Regions from separate parts of the Homo sapiens genome. Here region 2 is linked to region 1. A link is an interaction called in ENCODE POLR2A ChIA-PET data of the cell type or tissue named here. Cell type or tissue: Panc1. All regions are shown on one strand. Each heading gives the region's core, and the rest is flanking DNA. Links, peaks and the distances in the headings are about the cores only.

The links. Peaks named below come from ENCODE experiments on the same cell type or tissue, not always from the same donor. Only the 100,000 strongest peaks of a DNase experiment are listed, where the experiment ranks them.
Region 2: POLR2A ChIA-PET joins it to region 1 with 16 read pairs; 4 of 35 experiments call an interaction of 5 or more read pairs at or near these places.

What each region holds. Positions count from the first base shown.
Region 1 is chr2:41,847,316-41,855,212 of GRCh38, reverse strand. It overlaps the pseudogene RPS12P4. Among named protein-coding and RNA genes, the nearest start is that of LINC01913, 26 kb to the left of the region's middle. In Panc1, for the core only: a CTCF peak has its summit at 1,354 (motif pointing left); a DNase peak (open chromatin) is centred at 1,332.
Region 2 is chr2:42,142,350-42,148,547 of GRCh38, reverse strand. EML4-AS1 (EML4 antisense RNA 1) reads left to right here. Exons shown (of 4, transcript NR_110584.1): 3 at 708-897; 4 at 5,204-6,113. Among named protein-coding and RNA genes, the nearest start is that of EML4, 24 kb to the left of the region's middle. In Panc1, for the core only: no CTCF peak of the experiment used is centred there; no DNase peak of the experiment used is centred there; H3K4me3 peaks cover 200 bases; H3K27ac peaks cover 4,335 bases.

The sequences.
Region 1 (7,897 bases), core at 1,188-6,187:
GGAGGGGGCCTGGCTTGGGTCAGGGGACTCTGAGGCCCAAATAGGAAAACACCTGCACGTCCCCAGCCCAAGATCTGCTGTCAGGCACTGCCCTTACTTTATGTCTGTTGGTGGTAGTGGAGGCTGACAGGTGAGGGTCCCAGGGAAGCTTCTTTGACTCTCAACAGCAGCTCTTCATCAGGGGTCCTCAATATGCAAAATGGTCTGACTTTATTTTTCTGGGCCATTCTAGAAGAAAACCCTGACTTGGCAATGGGAAGGGGAAGGGAGGTTCTACAGGGGAGGAGGGCCTGGCCCAGCAGGAGTCTGAGCTGCAGGCTGAGCTGAGGGGCAGCAGAGAGCTGATGGGATGACAACTGCAATGGAATGAATGTCCACTGCAGCTGAATGAATGTTCCACATGTTTTGGGACATTTTCTATTTCCCACATGGCATCTCAGAAAATTTGGGGTGAGATGCACAAAAGCTGCCGGTATAGTACATGGCCCAAGTGTGAGTCCCTGATCCATCACTTATTGTCTTGCAGTCAGAGGCAAGTTAATTGACCTCTCTAGGTCCCATTGCCTCATCTGTAAAATGGGGATGATAGAACTCACCTGGTGGGCTTCCTGTGACACTTGGCACGGGCACCTTCATCTTAGATTTTTCTAGACTGGCTGCTGCTGGAGGGCCAGGACTGTATCACCAGTGACTTGCGTAGTCCCAGACTTACTGCAAGTGCTGCTTGACAAATGGCTGCTGACTACACATGACTACAGGGAATCAGTAGGTGTTTGTAGATTCTTGAGTCAGACAGGCCTGACTCAAATCCTAGCTTCACTACTTATTAATTGTGCGAGTCAGTTTCCTCCCACCTCCCTTACCTTGTCTGTAAAGTGGAGACAACTGGAGAGCATGCCTTATAGGTTGCTGTGAAAATTAAAAGAGGAAATACATAAAAAATCATCAAGAAATCCCAGCGGCTATTACTGCAGATAGGTGTGAGGGAAAACAAGAAATGAGGCGTCAGGCAGCCTGCATCCAAGTTCCTGATCTGATAAATCACCAGCCCTCTCATCTTGGACAAGTCACCTCCACTTTGTCTTTCTGAGCCTTGTTATCTTATCTATCACACAGAGATGTTGAAGCTCTGTTGCCTCAGGACCATTGTAGAGTTTGGATGAGATAATATATGGGAAAGTTTGACGTGCATGAAGTGTTAACCAAATGTAGAGAATTATTATAGTCGGATCCCGATGGCCTCAACCACCTCAGTCCTCTGTGGGATGTCAGAATCCTCAGGAAGGGGTCCCAAGAGTTCAGTCAAATTCCTTTCTTTTCCTGAAAATTTCTTTCCGCAAGAGTTTGCTGCCCTCTGGTGGGTGTTATTGCCATATTGCACAAACTTTTCCTGGAAAAGATTAAGCATCTTGCCTTTACGGGCTGGAGGCTATAGCACATCTGGGAGGATGAGCTATGAATAGGAGCGTTGGCCTATCTTCTAGCCCTCCGGGGGAGTAGTTCTTGGAGTGAGGCCTCTGATCAGCATCAGCATCACCTGGGTGTTTGATAGAAGTGCACACACTCGGCCCTACAGCTGACCAATGAAGCAGAAACCCTAGGGGTGGGGCCCAGCAGTCTGTGCTTTAATGTGACCTCCAGGCTCTTGTGTGCAGAGGTTTGAGAATCACTGTTCTAGGGACTCCAGGACCTCAGAATTGGAAGGGAGGGGCTGGAGAAGAGCTGGGAAGGGCAGTGACTTTGATTGTGTGCAGTCATATAGCTATCTGGGGTGTGAAAAATATTAAAACTGCAGATTGAAAAGAATGGTAGAACTGGCTGCATGCAGTGGCTTACGCCTATATTCCCAGGAATTTGGGAGGCCAAGGCGGGAGGATCACTTGAATTGCGGAGTTCAAGACCGGCCTGAGCAACATAGCAAGACCCTGCCTCTACAAAAAAACTAAAGAAAAATTAGCTAGGCAGGGTGGTGGCCACCTGTAATCCTAGTAACTTAGGAGGCTGAGGTGGGAGGATCACTAGAGCCCAGGAGTTTGAGGATGCAGTCAGCTATGATCGTGCCACTGCACTCCAGCCTGGGTGAAAGAGCGAGGCCCTATCTCAAGAAAGAAAAAAAGTCAGAATAAATACACAAATATCCTTCACTAGATTTACCAGTTGTCATCAGTTTGCCACATTTCATTAATCTCGTTTCCTACATTTCTTTTATGCTGATCCGTTTCAAAGAAAGCTGTGGAAATCACAGCACTTCACTCTCACATATTTAGCAGCATTTTGTAAAAGTAAGAAACTTCTATATGGCCACAACATTATCATTACAACTAAGAAAATTAATAATTTTATAATTAATTTACATTCTATATTCAAATTTCTCCAACTGGCTCCAAAATATTTTTTATATTTGCATGTGTTTTAAATCCAAGATCTAATTCAAATTTATGCATTGTATTATGTATTGTTTTATGTCTTTTTTTAGTAACTTTTAATCTAAAACAGCCCATTGTCCTTGACTTTTCTTTTCCTTTTTTTTTTTTTTTTTTTTTTTTGAGACAGGATCTCACTCTGTTGCCCAGGCTGGAGTGCAGTGGCATGATCTTGGCTCACTGCAACCTCTGCCTCCCGGGTTCAAGTGATTCTCCTGCTTTAGCCTCTCTAGTAGCTCGGATTACAGGCACCTGCCACGCCTGGCTAATTTTTGTATTTTTAGTAGAGATAGGGTTTCATCATGTTGGCCAGGCTGGTCTCCAACTCCTGACCTCAGGTGATCTGCCTGCCTCGGCCTCCCAAAGTGCTAGGATTACAGGCGTGAGCCACTGCACCTGGTCAAATTTTCTTTTCTTTTCTTTCTTCTCTTTCTCTCTCTCTCTTTCTTTCTTTCTTTCTTTCTTTCTTTCTTTCTTTCTTTCTTTCTTTCTTTTTAAATGATACTGACTTTTTAAAATAATTCAGGCCTGTTGTGTTATAGAATGTCCCACAGCTGGATTTGTCAGATTGCATTCTCATGGTTGGATTCAGGTTAGACATTTTTATCAAGAATGCTTTATTGGTGATGTTGTATGCTTCTTGTTGTATCAGGAGGTCAGGTTATGTTGCTGTGAATCTGAATGACCTGGGGAGCTTTTTTCAGACACAAGTTCTTTGGCTACGCACCTGGAGTTTCAGTTTCCTTGGTCTGGGATGTGCTCCGCACATTCACGTTATTTGAAAGCGTCACAGGGATTCTGTGGTGTGGCCAGGGTTGAATCTCAGGAGAGGAAAGCCTTCCAGTCTCTCTTTCATGAATTTATCTTTCAACGCCTCCATCCCAAAGCAACAACAACTGGAGCAGTGCTACCATGTCCCTCTGCCCCTTGCTCACCCACCAAAACCTTCCTCCACCCACCTCCTCCCACCTCCAGTGAGATCCTGAGAAATGATTCACTCTAGGCCAGTTGTCCCTGGGGCTGAGCTGGAGCTTCTGCTCACCATGGGGTAAGCCGTATGATGCGGCAGGTGTCGAGGAACCTGGAAGGAGCTCCTCCTGGGGATGGGAGGTGGAGCTGGTACAAACTACCCATTGGAGTGAGAAGGAGGAAGCTAATGCAATCTGAGCTCCTGAACTTTATTCCCATGGCTGGGAGTGACAGTTCTGGAAAGATGAGTCGACTTTGAAAATAGGAATTGGAAGATATGCAATATTCCCTCTTCATATTGTAACACATCAGTTGCAATTTCTACTATACCAACATTGGTGTTTTCTCTCTGTCTCTTACACCCACACACAGCCATCCCGTACACTGAGGTTATGACATGTATTGATTTATAATCTCTACCTCAGTGGAGAAGATAATAAAAGTCTAAGTGAGCCTTAGAGATGTGATATCAGCGTGGATGGAAAAGAGGAAAGAGGAATTGTAGTTTTGGCCTCCTTTGAGTGGATGACTAGAAGTAGGGTGCAAAAATTTAAAAAAATGGTGGTCAGACAGCATGGGAATCTGATCAAAGCAGGGAGACTTGCCGGAGCAGCCACTGTGGGGCTAGGCACCTGTGGATTTTGGGAGAGAGAAGGGCTGAGTGGAATGGCAGAGGAGGAGCTGCAGGGGGTAAAGACAGAAGCAGCTGTGGAAATGCCCCCAAACTCAGCAAATTTGACAGTGTCTTTTAGGGCTAAAGGTCAAGCTGATGAACCCAGGGTCAAAACATGGAGGTAGAAACAAAATGCTGATAACTGCACTGGGCTAGATCAGGCAAAATTTGATGGCTGGCTGTGCTCAGTCCTGCCTGGAGCTCCTGAGCTGGGAGCAGGAAGCAGCTTCACCGGGCTGGGCTGGCTGGATGTAGCCTCATCAGGCTAAGCAAGGAGCATGAGCCCCTGTGATGCAGAGACTGGGGAGGAGGAGGGAGATGTGATCCTTTGAGCATTCCTGTAGCTCCTACCTCTTTACATCTGCTTCCTCCTGCTTCACATCCAGGACTTGGATACACAGCACCCCTGACCTGCATGGATGCCTTAGGAAATGTCTGAGCTTAACAAGAATCTTTAGAATATGCTCTTTCCCTGCCACCGCCAGGTCGTGCGGACGCAAAGGCTTTGGTGTGTTCAAGATTGGGCTTCACCCATAACCCACTGCCATGGCCGAGGAACGCATTGCTGTTGGAGGTGTAATGGACGTTAATACTGCTTTACAAGAGGTGCTGAAGACCGCCCTCATCCACAATGGCCTAGCATGTGGAATTTGCAAAGCTGCCAAAGCCTTAGACAAGCGCCAAGCCCATCTTTGTGTGCTGGCATCCAACTGTGATGAGCCTATGGATGTCAAGTTGGTGGAGGCCCTTTGTGCTGAACACCAAATCGACCTAATTAAGGTTGATGACAACAAGAAACTAGGGGAATGGGTAGGTCTCTGTAAAACTGACAGAGAGGGGAAACCCCGTAAAGTGGTTGGTCGCAGTTGTGTAGTAGTTAAGGACTATGGCACGGAGTCCCAGGCCAAGGATGTCATTGAAGAGTACTTCAAATGCAAGAAATGACAAAATAAATCTTTGACTCACACACACACACACAAAGAATCTTTAGAATATGCCACCTTGTCATGTATTCACATATATGTGCTCACATATACACACACAGCACACATGTAAAAACACATGAATGCTGAGCTAGGTAGGACTCAGGGGCCCGGCAGGTCTAGGCCCTGCTGCGTAGCCTTGGGCAAGTCACTTCATCTCTCTGAGCTATAGTTGCCTTCTCTGAGAGAGAGTGAAGTGAGATGATTCTTGAGATCAAAGAATGTAGGAGCTGGAAGAAAAGTCAGGCATCATCTTCCATCCCTTCATTTTACAGATGTATAATTAGAGATTAGAAGGGGTTCAGAAGCCATGCCATCTACTCCTTCCTTGGACCACTGGGGAAACTGAGGCCCACATAGGGAAAGAAAGTGACTATTCTGGTGTACTTTAATCCATGCACTTTATCCCAGGGAGCCAGGAGACTATCTCAGAAATATCTCTTCAGTCTCAACTACTTTCAACCTTCCAAAGCTAGACTGGAGAGGAAGAAGATGGTGGGTAACCAATGAATGAAGGAAAACAATGAGAAGTACCCTCATTGGGGAAAAAATGGTTGGAAAACACTAGGGTTAATCAAGGCAGGCAGGTTTCTTTACTAAGTATAAGTCTTAGGGCCATACAGCTTTGTGAGTCTACAGGTGAGGCTGTGTTGTGCAGCATCCCTCAGATGGCTGGATCACGGATGCTTTCCCTTGGAGTGTAGCATCTCAGGAGGCTGGAGTTATGGACCACCCCTGAGGAAACACTATGTAAGCTATAGGCAATTTTTAAGCCATAAAGAAAAATATTTTCTTATTTTTAGTATAAAAAATTTTACACCCATGCAATTGATTTTAAGCAACATTCAACTATATTGAAGGATGATTTTAAGTGAATTTAAAGACTCAATTTGATAGTTTTTCAATGATTCGTAACATTTGTCATGAGAAGTATAGGATTTGCTCCTTCCATTTATATTTATACTTTATTTTATTTTTGAGACAGTCTCACTCTGTCACCCAGGCTGGAGTGCAGTGGTGCTATCTCAGCTCACTGCAACTTTTGCCTCCCCGTTTCAAGCGATTCTCCTGCCTCAGCCTCCTGAGTAGCTGGGATTATAGGCGTGAGCCACCATTCCCAGCTAATTTTTATATTTTTAGTAGACATGGGGTTTCACCATGTTGGCCAGGCTGGTTTTGAACCCCTGACCTCAGGTGATCCACCCACCTCAGCCTCCCAAAGTGCTGGGATTGCAGGTATGAGCCACCGCACCCAGCCTCCTTCCACTTTTCATTCTTCTGATGTGGCAGTTAATTCTCGATGTCTTCTATTTTTTTTAACCTGGAAATTTAACATGTATATTTAGCTTAATTTCTCAAGTTAATATCTTTACCCTTCTCCTGACCAATTCAACGACCTAAGTATGCTTAAACTCTAACCACTCCCCACTGACTTATATGCCATTATTGCCCAGTGTTTTAGTTGTGTCTTATGTCTGGAAGCCCCTACAGTAGACATTACAACTATTGTTTTATATACCAACATTCATATAGATTTGTTCACATGTTAACCACTTTGCTTTCTTTCTTTCATTCTTTCGTACATCTCAGACTTTTGAGTTCTCTTACTGAAGATCTGTTTATAACAAACTATTTTGCTTTGTTTACAAATTTCTTTATATCACTTTTTATTCTTAAAGGGTAGTTTTATTTGGTACTAAATCTAGGTAGTGGTTACCGTCTCTAAAGTTCAATTTCCTCATCTGTTAAAAGTGGAGAGTAAATATCTTCCTTAGCGATTTCATGAGGGGGTTCTTGGGAGCATCACATGGCATAATGACTAAAAGCTTTCAGTGAACAAAGCTCAGGTGTTGACGCTGTCTTCTGTGCCCTGAGAAAACCCTGGGAGTTGTGTAAGACACTGCTTGCTTTCAGTAAACATGCTCTTTGCCAAAATGTCCTAACACACTGTTGCTCAACCTTGTTTTCATTATTGATGATTGTCCCTGTAAGGAGCCTTTTTAGATTTTTTTCCCTAATTGCCCCCTCCTCTCATGGAAATTTGATACTACGAGTAAACTGCAAATCCATTGGGCACTATATGTATATCTGTCCTTTATACCTAGAAGGAGTAAATACTTTTTTTTTTTTTTCAATTGGCCACCAAGAACTAGCTTTTGCTCTCTTGAGGGCAATATCGCCCTTGCTGAGAATGTGTGTTCTAGTGGCATTAGAACATTGGCAGCATTTTCAAACTGCAGTGCTGCCTAAGCATTAAACGATCAGGTGCCGGGTGCAGTGGCTTAGCCGGGTACAGTGGCTCATGCCTGTAATCTCAGCACTTTGGGAGGCCAAGGCAGGCAGATTGCTTGAGCTCAGGAGTTCAAGACCAGCCTGGGCAACATGGTGAAACACCATCTCTACAACAAATACAAAAATTAGCTGGGTGTGGTGGCTCATGCCTGTAGTCCCAGCTACTTGGGAGGCTGAGGTCAGAGAATTCCTCAGGACTTTGATGCTGCAGTGAGCCATGATCGTGACACTGCACTCCAGCCTAGGTGACAGAGTGAGACCCTGTCTCAAACAAAACAAAACAAAACAACAAAACAAAACAGGATCGGGCTTTGGAATTGGGTAGACCTGGAATTAAATCCTTGCTGTCATTGAGTAGATGTGTCACATCAGGTAGAGCTACTTCGCCTCTCTAAGCCTGTTTTAGATCTCAAACATGGTGACAGTATTTAAATAGGCATTTAGTACCGTGCCCAGAACATAGTATTTAATAAATGTTAGCTACTAACAAACATTTCCAAAAGAGGGTAATCCTTAACATTTTTCTTTTCCTATAACATATTTTAACATATTTAGTT
Region 2 (6,198 bases), core at 498-5,497, 290 kb before region 1:
GACTGGCTTTCGGTACTTCTTTTCATAAGGACACAACCCAGAGATAGAAGTATATTTATAAAAGGAAAAATGCAGGTTTTAATATGTTAGAATGAGCAATAATATTTGAAATTAAAATGTAAACTCTTATCATTAATGTCAGAACTTTCCAGAATATTAAATTACATGTGTCTGTGAATGTATATTTTTCCATTAACAAAGCAAAAGAAAAAAAAATTAAACCCACCGAGTTTCATGAAGTTTTCCACTTGGAAAGATGTTCTGATTTGTATGAAGGGTAGGCCCATAGTCTGCCCTAATTTTATTTGTTGCTCCTCTGGTTTTTTTTTTTTAATGTGCTTCCCTGTGGCTAATGCCAAGTGTGCATTTGCCAGATCATCTGGACATACTCCAAAAGAAATAGCTCACCCATATCTTTAAAGAAAAAAGCATTTCATACATGTTTGAAAGCTAAAGTAGCTTGAGGGTAGGGGTGGGGGATAGAGGACAGAGAAGACAGAGTTTCATATTTTACTAGCAAATTTTGACCAGACTTTCTGAACCTTAGCATTTTAGGAATTTGAGTTGGCCAAGTCAGTTGTGAAAGACTCCCACATAGCAGGAATTGAAAAAAAAGGACAGATTATTTACATGAGTTTTCTACTACCTAATTGGATAGATACTGTTCCCTAACCAGGCACAACAAAAACATGTTTGTTTATTTTAAGGCTGTCTGCTGCCCTGCATTGTGAGTTTGCTCAGTGGGCCAGCGTGGCACAGAAGCACAGTTGAGAGACCAGACCCGGGGCCTCTGGAGGAACGTGCTGGTATCATCGCTGAAGAGCTTTCTCAATGCTGGCTGGCTGTTGTCAGGAGCAGTCCTTAGACAGGCTCGCTTCTGGTAGTTCAAAGAATCAGGTTGGTTTAGCAATCATGTTATCCCTTACATTACTTGTATATTCCTAAGTGTATTCCAAAGACGGTGAATTCCCATCCACAGTATAGGTGCAAACTGTGATGAGATGAGGCTTGGGGTTCTAATGAAGTGCAGGCCACAGATTTTAGAACACAGAAGAGAGGTTCTGAGTGTGGTGGTGAAGAGCATGGACTCAGGAGCCAGACTGCCTGGGTTGGAATCCCAGTCCCCAGCTTCCTGGCCATGCTATCCTGGGCAGGTTACTTAACTACCCAGTGCCTCAATTTCCCCATCTGTTATATAGGGATTAAATAGCCCCTACTTTAATAGAGTTAATATAAGTATTAAATGAGTAAGATGATTAGGAAATTGACATGTAGTAAGTGACATATATGTTTGTTAAATAAAGTGGAATATACTGATGACTGGTATTCACTCTAGAATTCTACATTCTCACATGAGAAAGAATACAAATGCTAGAAACAACCCAAATTGGGGCAAATCTAAATAAACTGCAATATGGTTGTACTATGAAACACTATGTAGCCACTTTTTTTTTTTTTTTTTAAATCTTGAGACAGGGTCTTACTGGGTCACTCAGGCTGGAGTGCGTGGCACCATCTTGGCTCACTGCAACTTCCACCTCCCAGGTTTAAGTGATTCTCCAGCCTCAGCCTCCCAAGTAGCTGGGATTACAGTGTGTGCCACCATGCCTGGCTAATTTGTTTGTTTGTTTGTTTGTTTATTTATTTTTTTTGAGAGACAAGGTTTCACCATGTTGCCTAGGCTGGTCTTGAACTCCTGAGCTCAAAGCAGTCCACCCACCTCAGCCTCCCAAAGTTCTGGGATTACAGGCATGAGCCACCCTGCTTGTCCTATAGCCGCTTTTAAATGAGGCATTTTTATATATGCTGTTGTGGGATAACCTGTAAGATATATTGTTAAAGAGACAGAGCAAGTCCCAGTACAGCACATGTAGGAGTAATTATAAGAACTAACATTTACTGAATATTTTTTGTGTCGGGCACTGTTTTAAGAGCTCTACGTATATTAACTCATTTAATCTCCATAATAAGTCAGGTACTTGTCATTTTTCATTGTGGAAATTAATGAGAAAACTGAGTCTCAGAGGTTAGGGTACTTGTCTCAGGTCACACAGTGGGTAGATAGATGAGCTGGGACTTGAATTCAGACAAAGTTGCGCCAGTGTCCATTTATTAATCACTATGCTAAGCTACTCTCCCAGTAGAATAATCTCAGTTGTGTACAAATAAAACTACATACGTAAAAAGAAAAATGCATGTTAAAAACAACAAGGTCTGAAGGCATAGACACTAACCATTAATCTATAAAGGGAAGAATGGGAATCAGTGGCGTCAGGTGGTGGCAGAAGCTTAAGGTGAGGGGGACTTTCATTTATTATTATATATATCTGAATATTGTTTGAATTATTGAGTATTATACAAATATGAATTTGTATATTGCTTTTAGAATTAAAAATAATTGTAAAATAAATGAATAACAAACACTTATGAAAAATTTACTTGATGTCAGGCAGTGTTCCTTAGTGTTTTACAAATATTAAATAACCTAATCTTCTTAAAAGTCTCCATTTTGCAGATGAGGAAACTAAGGTAGTCATTCCACAGTTGATAAGAGACAAAGGTGGGATTTGAACCCATATAGTCTGACTGCAGATTCTGTGTTCTTAATCATTATTACACACACACAGACACACACACACACACACACACACACACACACACACACACACGCATGTGGGAGCTGAGATCTGAGCCAATGGTCGTCACACATTTTCAAATTCTAGACCAGACTACTAACCACCCTGTGCCATGGGGAACACCCTTTAGTCTGGTGCTTAGAGGTATAAATTCTCAAATTGCACAAACATGGACTTGAATTCCATCTCTGCTAGTTACTAGCTGTGTGATCTTGGGCTAGTTATTTGACAGTTTTGATCTCTGTATCCTCAACTATAAAAAATTGAGATAATAGGCCAGGCGCAGTGGCTCACGCCTGTAATCCCAGCACTTTGGGAGGCTGAGGCGAGTGGATCACCAGGTCAGGGGATCGAGACCATCCTGGCTAACACGGTGAAACCCCGTCTCTACTAAAAATACAAAAAATTAGCTGGGCGTGGTGGCGGGCGCCTGTAGTCCCAGCTACTCGGGAGGCTGAGGCAGGAGAATGGCATGAACCCAGGAGGTGGAGCTTGCAGTGAGCCGAGATTGCACCACTGCACTCTAGCCTGGGGGCCAGAGCAAGACTCCGTCTCAAAAAAAAAAAAAAAAAAGAAAAAAAAAACACCTGAGATAATAATAGTCACTCTCATAACGCTGTTATGAGGATTTAAAAATATTAGTATACATAAAGTGCTTAGCACAGAACCTGGCATACAGTAAGAAATAAATCAATGTTAATTATTGCCATTATAATTATTAGTATATTATCTAGGCACCCCCTTTTCAACTTATATTAAGGTTGAGGGTAATCTTTTTCTCCCATCTTTATTTGGGACACTAAGACACATCTTTGGTCTAGCAATATCTGTAAGGAATCTACTTTTTATTTTTTATTTATTTATTTATTTTTAGTAGAGACAGGGTTTCACCATTTAGGCCAGGCTGGTCTTGAACTCCTGACCTTGTGATCTACCAGCCTCAGCCTCCCAAAGTGCTGGGATTACAGGCGTAAGCCACTGTGCCCGGTCAGGAATCTACTTTTTGATGTGATTGCAAAAAGTTTACCAAGATATACGTTTAAAGATATTCACTGAGGTGTTATTTGTTCTAGCAATGAACTGGAAACCACCTAAACATCCATCATTAGGAAACTGATTGGTTGGGTGTGGTGGCTCACTCCTGTAGTCTCAGCACTTTGGGAGGATGAGACAGGCAGATCACTTGAGCCCAGCAGTTCAAGACCAGCCTGGGCAAAAAAAATTAGCTGAGTAGGGTGACATGTGCCTGTAGTCCCAGCTACTTGGGAGGCTGAGGTGGGAGGATCATTTGAGCCTGGGAAGTCGAGGCTGCAGTGAGCCAAGACTGTGCCACTGCACTCCAGCCTGGGCGACAAAGCAAGACCTTGTCTCGAAAAAAAAAAAAAAAGGAAACTGATTAAATACATTTTGATACATACAAATAAGGAATAACATGTGAGGACTCTGAAAAGGCCCAATACATAGCAGCCTTCTTCCCTGTTCAGAATCTGAACAAACTGAGAAAACGACAGATGAAGGCAGAAATCTCTCTGATGAAGGCTAATTTGCATGCTGCACCATGTGTTATCTCATACTGAGAGACAAATAGGCTTCCTACTATGGAAACCCCGAATTGGATAGACATTCTCCAGTTCTGCCCACTTCTGGGGGAGTGGTAGGCAACTCCATCCTAAGAAGAAAAGGGCAGAATTGAACCTGAAAGGTTCAATTTATATAATCAGATAAATCACTCTGCACTCAAGGGGTGGTGGAAGTAAAGGGACAGAAAGGGGCCAGGAATGACGTTAGCTGAGTGCCTTTCACTTGGAAGGCACATTCTCTCCTAACAAAGATTGTGCAGACATTAAAAGTAGAGAGTATGGCTGGGCACTGTGGCTCACACCTATAGTCCCAGCACTTTGGGAAGCTGAGGTGGGTGGATCACGAGGTCAGGAGTTCAAGACCAGCCTGGCCAAGATGGTGAAACCCCGTCTCTACTAAAAATACAAAAATTAGCTGGGCGTGGTGACAGGCACCTGTAATCCCAGCTACTCAGGAGGCTGAGGCAGAGAACTGTTTGAACCCGAGAGATAGAGGTCGCAGAGCCAAGATCGCGCCACTGCGCTCTAGCCTGGGCGACAGAGACTGTCTCAAAAAAAAAAAAAAAAAAAAGAGAGAGTATATCTGCAGCTCGTGTTTGAAAGATCTCTGAGATGGTGTTTAAGGTGAAAATAATGAGATGCAGAATGATTAATACAGTAAGATCTCCCTCATGGAAAATTTTGTTAGAGGACATACATAACTATGTCATAATAAGGATGCACACAAAAAAAATAGTAACACTGGTTATATTTTAGGGGAAAAACTCAGGGCAGAAGAGGTATTTTTCCTTTTATACCTTTTTTTACTGTTTTAATTTTCTTCCCCTGTGTATGTATTACTTTTATTTTTAAAAATACTGTTAGGGGTTATCTGGACTGTGGGATTAATGACCATTATTACTTTCTTTTTCACAGTGCTCTGCAAAAGTAAGTTATAATAAATGTTATCTTAAAAAATAAAAACAAGGCAACTGTTTTTTTTTTAAGTGCCCTCTCTAGCCTTGGGAGTCCTAATGAGCTATAATCACAGAGACGCCAGACTAGTCAAAATTGGAAGAAAGAGCTATAATCACAGGAAAAGAACTCTCTCCACAATTTGAAGTATCCCAGAAAAAGCAGCAGCAATGAGGACAGACTTCAAGACAAGCAGAGAGGAGCAGCCATGGCGGGGCCTGCAGTGGCTACAGGGGGCCTCTATAGCGTGAAATGACATCAGAAAAGGACCTGAGTGGCCCAAGAAAGGGAGGACGGAAAGTCAAGGAGGAAAGTAAGCAGGAGTTGAATTTAGGAGTAAATGCTACGGTGATTATGACTCACAGCCTCATGGTCCTCAAGGCTGGAGTGGCGTTGGAGAAACCAGGTCATAGTTGTATAACCAAGGTACTCTGCAGGATGGACTATGGAGCTGCCTCCTGCAGCCACAGGTGATCAAAATGAGGTCTGTGTGACGGAGCCTGCAGCGAGGCAAGATGGCTGCCTCAAACAAGTCCATATTTCATCTCTCCTCCTAACCTCCTGCCTGCCAAAGCTCTGGCAGGGAACTCATTACAACAAAGCATGCATGCACCCTAATTACCTGTCATACTTCTCTGTTGCTGGACCAGACCCTATAAGAGAATTCCAAAGAATTTATTTTTATGGGAACAAAATGCAGTAATTGATGTTGCAATCCTGCCCAAATCACTGAACAGATCCTTTAACATCCAAATTCCCTAAAACAGCTTTGACTTACTACACACTTCACATGCCAGCTAGTGTTTGAAGTGCGTGTAGCCGCCCCCATGAAGCCCTTTCTTACTGTAAGTGCTCAAGAACAAAGATATTTCTTAAACTTCCTTTGATTCTCATAAAATAAAAATAGCCATTACATAATAAAGCACAAAGCTCCATGGGTTAAGAAGTCCCTGATGTTTTTCCTGCCTTCGGTCATTTTCTTTGTTTAAAGCATTTAGAAACAGTGAATGTTCATGAAGAAAAAAAAA